Linked DNA regions of Homo sapiens: region 1 is linked to region 2. A link is a loop called in an ENCODE intact Hi-C map of the cell type or tissue named here. Cell type or tissue: endothelial cell of umbilical vein. All regions are shown on one strand. Each heading gives the region's core, and the rest is flanking DNA. Links, peaks and the distances in the headings are about the cores only.

Evidence for each region. A loop is a pair of places that touch in the nucleus more often than their neighbours do. Peaks named below come from ENCODE experiments on the same cell type or tissue, not always from the same donor. Only the 100,000 strongest peaks of a DNase experiment are listed, where the experiment ranks them.
Region 1: it touches region 2 in a loop (2.8-fold over the local background); 1 of 110 quality-filtered maps calls a loop at or near these places.

What each region holds. Positions count from the first base shown.
Region 1 is chr3:188,897,661-188,903,040 of GRCh38, reverse strand. No RefSeq gene overlaps it. Among named protein-coding and RNA genes, the nearest start is that of TPRG1-AS1, 47 kb to the left of the region's middle. RefSeq lists an enhancer at 1,571-2,770. In endothelial cell of umbilical vein, for the core only: no CTCF peak of the experiment used is centred there; DNase peaks (open chromatin) are centred at 1,220, 1,670 and 2,210; H3K27ac peaks cover 3,309 bases.
Region 2 is chr3:188,505,111-188,510,490 of GRCh38, reverse strand. The region is part of intron 5 of LPP (LIM domain containing preferred translocation partner in lipoma); the gene reads right to left. Among named protein-coding and RNA genes, the nearest start is that of LPP-AS1, 61 kb to the left of the region's middle. In endothelial cell of umbilical vein, for the core only: no CTCF peak of the experiment used is centred there; a DNase peak (open chromatin) is centred at 3,070; H3K27ac peaks cover 901 bases.

The sequences.
Region 1 (5,380 bases), core at 151-5,150, 390 kb before region 2:
GATCTTGCTCCTAGGTGGCATGTGGCAATTTTTGGTGACATTTTTGGTTGTTAACAAATGTGGGGAGGCTGTGCTAATGACATCTAGTGGGTAGGGGCCAGGGATACCACTCAATGTCCTCAATGCAAGGATAGTCCTCACAATGAAGCATTATCCAGCCCAAAATATCCCTAGTGTCAAGGTTGAAAAACCCCACTTTAGACAACAGGTTTATGAAAGACTTTCTTTTTGCTTGTTTGTATTTTCTATTTTTTCTTCAATGAACATGTAGATCTTGCATAATTTTTTATTAATTTATTTTTGATTGACAATAATTGTGTATATTTATGGGGTACAATGTGATGTTTTGGTCTATAGATACAATGTAAAAAGAATCAATCAGGTTATTAAAGGCACATCAAGTGAGCACTTCTGAGAATGTTCTGGAGCCAATGCCAATATTTTTGCTATGCGATAACTAATGTAAAAAAGTATTTAGCACAGTGCCTCAGGTTTCCTTGCCACTACGGTCCCTTTCTCTAAACCTACTCCCTTACATTGGGTCCAAGGGACCTGCGACCCTACACCCCAGAAGTAGCAGATGATTTTCTCACTGGATGGCCCAAGCCTTCAGGCAGTGTCGTCTCATGGTATACCCAGCGAATTTGCTGTTAACTAAAATTTACTTTGTCACATATATGGCCCTTGGAGGCATCTTGCCAGAACCCAAAAGGTAGAGCAGGGGACTGACTAATTGAGACAGGGTTGTCTGTGCTCATCCAGAGTTCCAGTCTACTGCTACTCCATTTATGGAGCCATGTCTGGGGGGTTCTATTCATTGGCTCAAAAAACCTGTGCAAGGGAATGTTTCTTGTGGTAATCAAAGTGTGTTTACTTGGAAGTTTCATCACTTGAAGAAGTGGTTTATTGCTCGCACAGACTCCTCTGCTGTGAACATTAGATCTAATTAGTAGCTGAAATAGTGATGATTTAGCAAAGCTTCTGCATTTGATGGCTGTGGTTTCTGGGCCACCAATTGCAGTTAAAAAGAAGGCAATCATCTCTGCCATGGAATGAATCCTTTTTCTTAAAATTCCCAGGGAGCTGAAAGGCCCTGTGGGGGCTGGCTTTTTCTTTGACCCTAAAACTGGTGGAAACTCAGAGTTATGGAAATGACTCACACCCCGGGAAAAGCGTATCCCACAGTTGAAAGGGGCTTTAATTGATTTTCAGAGGGGTACTGCACCTCCTTGTGAATGCTCTAGCTTCTAACAATAATGGGAGGAAAATCTTTTTGAGAGGGATAGCAGGCTTTCTCTGAAGGTGGCACGGGACAGCTGATCTGTGCTGCCACCAGATTGATTGGGAGAGGCAGAAAGCTGAGGGTGATGACTGTTCAACATATAGCCTAAAGTGGTAGCTAATAGAGACTGAACCTAGGAGTTGGATGGGGCAGGGGCTTATTGGTTTTAGAAGGAGTGGAGAACATACTGGAACTTCATTCAGTCTGAAATGCTTGGATCAGACAATTTTGGTTATCTATCATCTGCCATACATGTGAGAGAAGGGACTTATCTGACCTTCCAGACGCACGTTTAAACAGTATCCTTTGTTTCCACTCTCTGAAGACATTCCCAGAGCTTAGGCTCTGCTTACTTCTTCATTTCCTCTGTGAGAAAAGTCACTACCAATCGTGTCTCCAGTGATCTAGTCTGCATGGAACACGGCTCTGAATCACTTTCCTTTCCTCAAACACCACTTGCTTCCCAAAAGGCAGAGCTAAAAAGAAGAGTCTGCAGGGAGGCAGAAGAGAGTGCTAATAGTCCAAAGGTGTGAGAGCTTGTTTTTGAAGGAACAGAACTCCTGAAGAAAGAGAGAATTTACCAGTCTGAACTGCTTGGCAGGGAATGTCGTGGCGACACTGCAGGTCTCAGGATGGCCGGAAAAATGTTGGCTCCTCAATGAGCAACTTTGGCAAGGTCCCTTCCAACTTGGATTTCAGTATTCTTTATTGCTTTTGTGAACAAAACATAACAACAAAAACAACAAAAATCCAAGCCAAAAGCCATTGCTAAACTTAGGGGTATTCTTGGGAATTTTGGGATTCTCACCCCTTCTATTTTTCTCCATCATAAGTGGTTATGATGTGCAGGAAGTCATTCTGTCCAGACAGCAAACTATAACAACAGCCTGGAACATTTCCATTGTACTGAGTCAAAAAAAAAAAAAAAATGAAAAGTGCCAGAGGAAGTAATATTAGTCAGTATTTAGTCACACTTAAAAACAATGGGATAGCTTAGGTTGGCTTGACATCACACATTTTCATCTGGTTATGGCCAAGATGAAGCCCTTTCAGCTGGCAAATTTTGTCTGGTGTTTGAAAAGATTTGAGTCCCCTCACTTCTCCCCACCCCATTACAATAAATAACAGAAAATAGTTCTTCACAGCCCTGGAGGAAAAAGATCTTGCGTACAAACTAACAAAGATTTGGGAAGGGTAGAAATGGAATGGAAAACATCTCAGAGGCAACGAAGGGCAAGTCCACACTGGTCTGTCTTCATCTCCTCCTGGAGAAGGGTAATTGCCTTGCTCCTGCTCTGCAACCACACCTCTGGGTCTCCATTTTTTACAGGGACAGCTCTAGAAAGAGGCCTCTTAACCCTTACAATCCCACACACAGACACTCATTCCCTCATTCATTCAAGTCTCCACTTGATATGCATTTATTCAAGGTCTGTTCTATACCTGGCACCATGCATATGGGAATAAGTAAAACCCAATTTGCGACCTTTAGGGCTTTAGTCTAGATGGAATTTTGACCAGAGGAAAAGGAAATTTTAGTTTCACATGACTATCCTAGTGTATGTGTGTTTCAAGTTGCATAGGCACACTTACGAGAGGCAAACACCTTCCTGGAGGCCAAAGAAAGGAGATTTCCTGGAGGCGGTAACCTGAGGGCTGGGTCTTGGAGTGCGGAATTGTTAAAGATAAACAAAGGCAGACGTGTTAAAGTGGTGAAAATAAATCTTGCACAGTAAGCGCTGACAGTAGGGAAAAAAAGCTCAGCTCTGTTCCCAATTGTGTGGAGGTAACTGGGTGTTTTAGAAGGAGAATGAAGGAGTAGGGACAGGGAGTGAGCTCAAGCAGTCAGGAAAGTGAACAGTTACAAAAAGTGGGTTGGAGGGCAGGTCAGTGTAAATGTGATGAAGCCAGCCGTGTCTGCTTTTTAGGAGTCTATTCTCCCATGGAGATTTAGAGACCAAGGCCCTATCCTTCCTGATGATTACCTTTCAAAGGAATGGCTTTGCTTTCAGGTCCTTGAGAAAGACACTCCTGGGTTGTAGGAGACACATACACATACATCTCAAAGTAACAGAGGAAAGATTTACAATTGCAAGCTCCTTAAAGTAAATTCTCTAAGAAAGAGGGAGACGGCGACCTCTCCTCAAGTCTCAGCTAGAAGATACAGTAAATTCTTTTTACAACTACTAAGTTTTTCAGACAGCAACTAAAAGATGGGCTAGGTCTTCCCAGAGATGCAGCCTTGGGTTGCCAGAAGCTATGCTAGGGTTGGTCAAGTCTTTTCCAGCAGGGGTTCAGGATGGAGGCATTATGTGCCGAGAGTTCTTTTATAATTCTCAGAAAGGAAGGGGAAGGAGCAGTCTACCCAGAGATGTGAGATCTGTTGGAGAAGGGTATGTACTTTAATGGCAGGTGTGTTGGGGAGAAGTGGGAATAGATAAGATAACCTGAAGACTTCAAAGTTTTGCTGAGGAATTTTGATCATGTCTTAGGGGTGAAGGAGAGACAGTAAATAGGATCAGGGGATCAGGGGGACAGTGGGGTCCAATTTGTGGCTTGGAAATGCCAGGCTGCCTGCAGTGGTGGATGGCTTAGAGATGGTGATGAGGGGGTAAGGACAGAACTGAGACTGGGATATAAGTGAGGACTCTGGAAGGGTTTCCTAGAGAAACAGAAGCCTGGACTAGGGTGTTATGGACCAAGCCCAAGTGAGGGAGAGAGCCATATTAAGGGGAAGGAAAGAATAGGGCGTGGGAATGAGAAAGAGGGATCTAGGATAAAATTGAGATTTGGGCGCTGGGTGACCCAACAGACATGCAGACTTTGTTGACATGACTACCTTGTCTTTGCTTTTTTTCTTCCTTTTCTTCCTCCTGTTTACTGTGCTCATCCCCTTTATTAGAGAATTAGGAGTGAAGGAGGCTGTCCGATCTGAATTTAGGAATCTTGCTTGTGGCACTTCATGCAGAATTCTCTACCACTATTAGTTTTACATCATCCTAGGGAAATCATGAGAATGTACTGACTTCCTAAGCAGACTTTGCAAGGCAGAAAGAGGTGAATGCTTTGCTTTGGACATGAATCTGGAGTGAACTTGAAGAAGAATCAATTTAATTCCATTGGATAATAACTTATTTGGGATAAGTATATCTAGCTTATCCAGGATATGCTAGAAACTTTGGGAGCATTTAGGTTAATAAGATAATTTTCTGGCCAGAGGAATCATGACAATTGCATAGGTATGCAGACATGTATGCAACTAAGGAATGATAGTTTGCATAGTAATGGGAACCCAAATGAGGGAATACTTATTTACAATAAAAAAGCAGTAAAGATTTCATGAAAGAAAGTTTTTATGAAAGATGCCGGAGGCAGAGAAGTGTGTAAAGAGGCAGGGGCAGTGTCCTGAAATTATGTGGCCCACACAGAGCTCTGCTCTCTAGTCCTTGTTTTCCATTTATCCATTTATCCTCATCTACATTTATCAAAGGAGCTGCTTCTAGGATTTTGTATTAAAAATGTTGAGAAGTATTTGGGCTTCTCTGTAGCCCTCTCTTGAGGCAGGCTTGTCCCCAGATAAACTGGTCATTAAGAATATATTGAGCACCTGGCCGGTAATCACACCGGTAATCCTAACACTTTGTGAGGCTTAGGCAGGTGAAACACTTGAGATCAAGAGTTCGAGACCAGCCTGGTCAACATGGTAACACCCTGTCTCTGCTAAAAACACAAAAATCAGCAGGGTGTGGTGGCACGTGCCTGCAATCTCAGCTACTTGGGAGGCTGAGGCAGGAGAATCGCTTGAATGCGGGAGGCGGAGGTTGCAGTGAGCCGAGGTAGCGCCACTGCACTGCTGCCTGGGTGACAGAGGAAGACTTTGTCTCAAAAAAAAATACATAAATAAAAGATTATATTGAGCGCTTGACTGTGCTGGAGAGGAAAATGGAAGGGCAAGGGAACATTTCTTCCCTTTCTTTCTCTGTAAACTATTATAAAATATATGATATAAATATAACACATATTATAATGTATAATAATAAAATGAATGCCTATGAACCCATAATGCAACTAACAAAATTAATAAAGACTACTGAAGGT
Region 2 (5,380 bases), core at 276-5,275:
TGAGCACAGACAATTTATATTAAAACACTCCCAGCAGAAATTCCTATTTTTAGGAAAAAGGTTGCCATTGATAAAAAGTGAGTGAGAGACCGTATCAGAAAGCTACTGATTTCACCTTAATCAGAAATGAACGTGATTCCACAGCACAACAAACAAGGGTTATTGGAGCACGTACACATTTCTGCCTTAGACCCAGGGAATACAATGCAACAGACTGCTATGACAAGACTTTTACTTTGCTAGGTGGAGGCTGAAGAAAGTCTAAAGGAGGCAAGGAATAATGTCGTCTCAAGCTTCACTATTCTTGTCTCAACTTAAAAATCATTTCTATACCCCAGAATTCTGCTCATGTCTCATTTCAGGCTTTCTTATGAAATGTTCCTTTTTTCAAAAAATATTCAGAGTCAAATAATAATCAAATGTCTACTATTTACTCAGTGACAGTTTAGTACCTCGTATTAAAGAAATGAGACAGGCCCGGTGCAGTGGCTCACGCCTCTAATCCCAGCACTTTGGGAGGCCAAGGCAGGCGGATCACAAGGTCAGAAGTTTGAGACCAGCCTGGCCAACATGGTGAAACCCCATCTCTACTAAAGATGCAAAAAAAAAAAAAAAAACAACAAAAAAAAAATTAGCCAGGCATGGTGGCACACAACTGTAATCCCAGCTACTTGGGAAGCTGAAACAGGAGAATCGCTTGAACCCAGGAGGCGGAGTTTGCAGTGAGCCGAGATCATGCCATTGCACTCCAGCCTGGGCGACAGAGTGAGACTCAAAAAAAAAAAAAGAAAAGAGAGAGAGAGAGGAAGGAAGGAAGGAAGGAAGGAAGGAAGGAAGGAAGGAAGGAAGGAAGGAAGGAAGGAAGGGGACAAAAAAAAATGAAAAGTTGAATTACTCACTTCCAACTTTCCTTTTCACCTCTCCCTTGTTCCAATGTGAATGTTTTTCTTTATGGGACGGGTCCACTTAAGCCGAGTTTACAGTCTCTACTGTCAACTGCAAACTCTGTCAGTGCCAAAAAGAATCCCACCTGTTGTTCAAACTTAAAGTAAAATATATGCCTAACCAGGTTAAGATAGAAAGGATTAAACTGGATGTGATGTTTGACCAAGTCGTATACTCTTAGTTTTAGTGTCTTCTTATGAAATAAGGGAGCAATAATACCAACCCCACAGGGATATTTTGGAGACCAGGTGAAATAAGGTAGTAGAAATCATGTGTCCACTAGAATGCTAAGCATACGGTAAGTCTTCTGCACATGTTTTCTGGTGGTATGTTGTGTATAAAAGAGGATTACAGGATTATACTTGGTGTGTTATAAGAGAATTTGCAGCTATTAAATAAAAAGCCCTTGGTCTCAGGTGAAGCTAGATTTTGGTGGCCAAAGATACGTCCTAAAATAAGAAAATACTGGAGTTTTGAAAGGAAGCTAGCAACCTTTGAGGACAGAAGCACCTTCGATATCCATGAACATAAGATTTTCCTAAGCCCCCTCCTAGATTTACCAAATCTAAACCTTTGAAGGCAGGGCCTAATAATTGGCATTTAACAAACCCATCGGCCTCACCCCAATTCTTGTCCATGCTAAATTTGAAATCTGCTGGCCTAGAATTTGGTTGCCAGTTGCTAATCCAAGTGCTAACAATAACTGGAACAATTTAATTAAAATCCCACAACTCTGAACACATTAAAGAATTCTTTACTAATGTATTCTAACCCAATTCCAGGGGACAAGGAAAATACTTTTCTCTCATTCGACAGTTTCTGTGTTCTCACCCGCAGTGCCAACAGAGAAAACACAATCTACTTCACTTCTCCTCATCTGTCGAAATGGCAAAGACGTTTACCACCTCGAAGGAGTGCGAGTTTCCATTTACTGGTGTTAATAAAGTCTTCTGAGTGTTCTCATAAATCAACTATAAGTTGGCATTATTCATAGCACCCTGTTGGAGCTTAATACATATTCAATTAAAAAACAATGACAACAATACAGCAATATCCACAAATTAGCATTAATTATAGCAATGCATTATTCTCACCCTACTGCTACAATTTTGTCTAGGCAGAGCTGTTTATGTCTGGAGACTGTATAGTCCCTTTCATTAACAAAGGGCAATATTTGCTCATTGGTATCAACATTTCCTCTAGTAACATTCACATCACACCTGCTTCAAAGTCCTCATTTTTTTCCAAAGGATTCTTCCATTTGCCACATACTAGGACAGGAAGGATATGTATTCTCCCTGAAGAAAGTCACAATCCTGCCAAGCATCCTGGACTCTTCTCTTTCCCATAAGCCCCCTCTTTCCAAATTGCTTTTGATTCTTGTTCCCCTTCTCCATGGTCATGGCCACCACCTTGGTTAAGGTCCTTGTCTGCCTCAATGGACCCCTGAAGGTGACTCCAAGACACTCTGTCATCACCATTTCTGATCACTTGAGTACCACTATGTTATAGCAATCCATCTAAATACAGATCAAATCATTTTATTTACTAGCATAAAAGGCTCTTTATCGTGTCCTAATGATATAGCCTTAGATTGGAAAAATCTCCCAAATGCCATCACAACTATTAAAGAAAAATTATTTATTTGAATTGGGGGAGTAGCTATAAAGCAGTCAGGGAAACTTTTACCAAGGACAGAAACTGAAGCAAAAGGAACAGCTTAAGCAAAAAGCTGCAAAGCTATGTGTCTCTTTATCTTAGTTCAGGTTTCAGCCTTTTCCAGGGGGCAACGATCTGGTAGTTGGCCAAGTTCCCCACTAAATATGAAAGAACATCACCATTCCCTTCCCTGCCTTCCCCACCTCCGCCACCCATCCGCGCTTCTCTGGGGCACCACAGCTTATCTTGCTATACAAGGTTTTGCTGACTCTGGTCTCCTGTTCTGCATGAGCCTTTCACATGCATAGTTGAGGTTGAGGAATCTGTGCCTAGTGGGTTTGAGGTTTCATCAAGAGAAAAACGGGAAACTTATGTGATTTCACTGAGTAACTATTTTCACTACAAAAAAAAAAAATTCCCATATTTATTTTTTCCCCCTTTCGAAATGGCACTAAGGAAACACATGCCAGACTGCCATGAACAGAGGCTGTACTTTCCAAACAGTAGCAAGGACTAAAAATAGAAAAGCTTGATTTGCTCAAGATGTATATAACTTCCTCTCCCATTTCCTCTCCCCACCACCCTGAGTCAGTATACAGAAGCAGTGCACAATGAACCCTTTGCATGCTTACAACAACCCCAAAAGCATCAAAAGGGTGATAAGTATACAGACTTCATAGTCCTTTCCCAGAGAATTCCTATTGCACAGTCGAAGAAAGAATAGATCAATCAAGCCACAAATATCAATCAAGTAGCTATTCTATCTTCTCGCAATAAAATAAAGGTTATGGGCCGGGCGTGGTGGCTCATGCCTGTAATCCCAGCACTTTGGGAGGCCGAGGTAGGTGGACCACGAGGCCAGGAGATCAAGACCATCCTGACTAACACAGTGAAACCCCGTCTCTACTAAAAATACAAAAAATTAGCCAGGTGTGGTGGTGGGCGCCTGTAGTCCCAGCTACTTGGGAGGCTGAGGCAGGAGAATGGCGTGAACCCGGGAGGCGGAGCTTGCAGTGAGCCGAGATTGCGCCACTGCACTCCAGCCTGGGCAACAGAGCAAGACTCCATCTCAAAAAAAATAAAATGAAATGAAAATAAAGGTTATGGGTGATACAGAAATATGGGTTGTGATCCTGCCTTCAGGCAATTGCTAAAATAAATGAACAAGAAGGTAATGGAAAGAGCAGAGGCCTGGGAGTCCAGAAATCTCTAGTTGTGGTTAGGACCAGCTCTCCTAGTAACTGTGTCACCATGAACAGTTCACTTAAGAAATTTAGGCTCCAGTTTCCTCATCACAAGAAAGGGCAGAGGGGTTAGGACCATGTCAAATCTGGTGCTCTACGATTTGTGATTTTAAATAATTTCTACAAGTCTCCCATGTTATTTTATGATTCTGGCTTATAAAATAAAGTTTGGTGGCAAGATTAATGTACATGCAATGATTACATTACCCCACAAAAGGGTATATATTAAGTGGCAGAAAAAATCAAACAGCATTAATAAATCTATTTATTAACTGACTCATAGTAGCCTTTACTCTGAACCAGCAGTTGTTGGATACTCTACATTATCTTAATTAGTCCTCAAAATAACCTTCTAAAAATTGTTATTAATATCCTCATTTTTGCATGTAAAGATGGGAAATGCAGTGATAAGCAACAGAGCAGGGTTTCTTAGCCCTAAACCCTGGGCTCATGCCACCACATCACATGACTCAATCAAAAGACTGAGGATGCAGAGAAGAGAGAGATCAAGATGATCCAGTTGTCAGACACGTATGAGTAAAATAGTAGAGTTAGGCTTCTAAAAATGAGGATATGAGGGTTCATCAGGTATTGAGAAAGACACAAGAAAAATTGGCTTGGCATATGAAGCTGACAATGACGATATGAGCTTCAAAAGAGCAAGGACTGTATAAAAAGGACAGTGGGAGATACAGTGTGCTACATAGGATGAGGTAGGTCATAGAGTACTCTGAAAAATAAACCAAGAGGAGAAATTTAATGTGGAAAAGCCAAAGGAAGAAAATAATATTTTTTAAACCACTAAGTGGTTACAGATATGCAGTTGGAATGTGAAAAAGATAGAATGAAGGCAATGAGTAGGTTGTAACCCAGAAGATATGAACTAGGATGATGGGCAAGAAAATAAAGAGATTGAAATAATCCTGTAAGCCTTGGTGATAGATATACAAAGAAAGCAAGATATATCATCAATGAACACGATTTAGTTGGCAAGACTAGAAAATATAATGGTATGTCTAACAGAATGTAAGCCTTTGAGTAAGATGATGAGTAGAATTAGGGATACATTGAAAGTGAAAAGGCAGGTGTTATCTATGAAAAGATCTCATGGATAAATGAAACAAAACTTGTCAAAGGAAAACACAGTACCAAGTCACAAGCAGTTCAAATAATTAGATAAAGAAAGATCAAAGTTGATCTTATTAGAGTAGTGACATCTACTGAGAGAAAACGGAAGGTCAAAGTGAGAACTCTGAGTGGGAACCTAAATTTAGAGACAGGGAGAAAGGAGGAGGGGGTGGTAAAGAAGGGAGAAAAGGAATAGTTGCAGGCATGGCAGAGGAATTAAGGAAGTTAGTTCTGCTTAGTAAAAATCGAAGGAAGTGAAAGGGATTCTGAGAATATGGCAAAGCAGGAGGCACCACAAATCTGTCTTTCCACCTAGACAACGATTGCACTGCCACCATCTATATCAACAACTTATTTTGGAAGTCCAGAGTCTATTAAAGGAGTCTACTTTCTGGAGGGAAGCT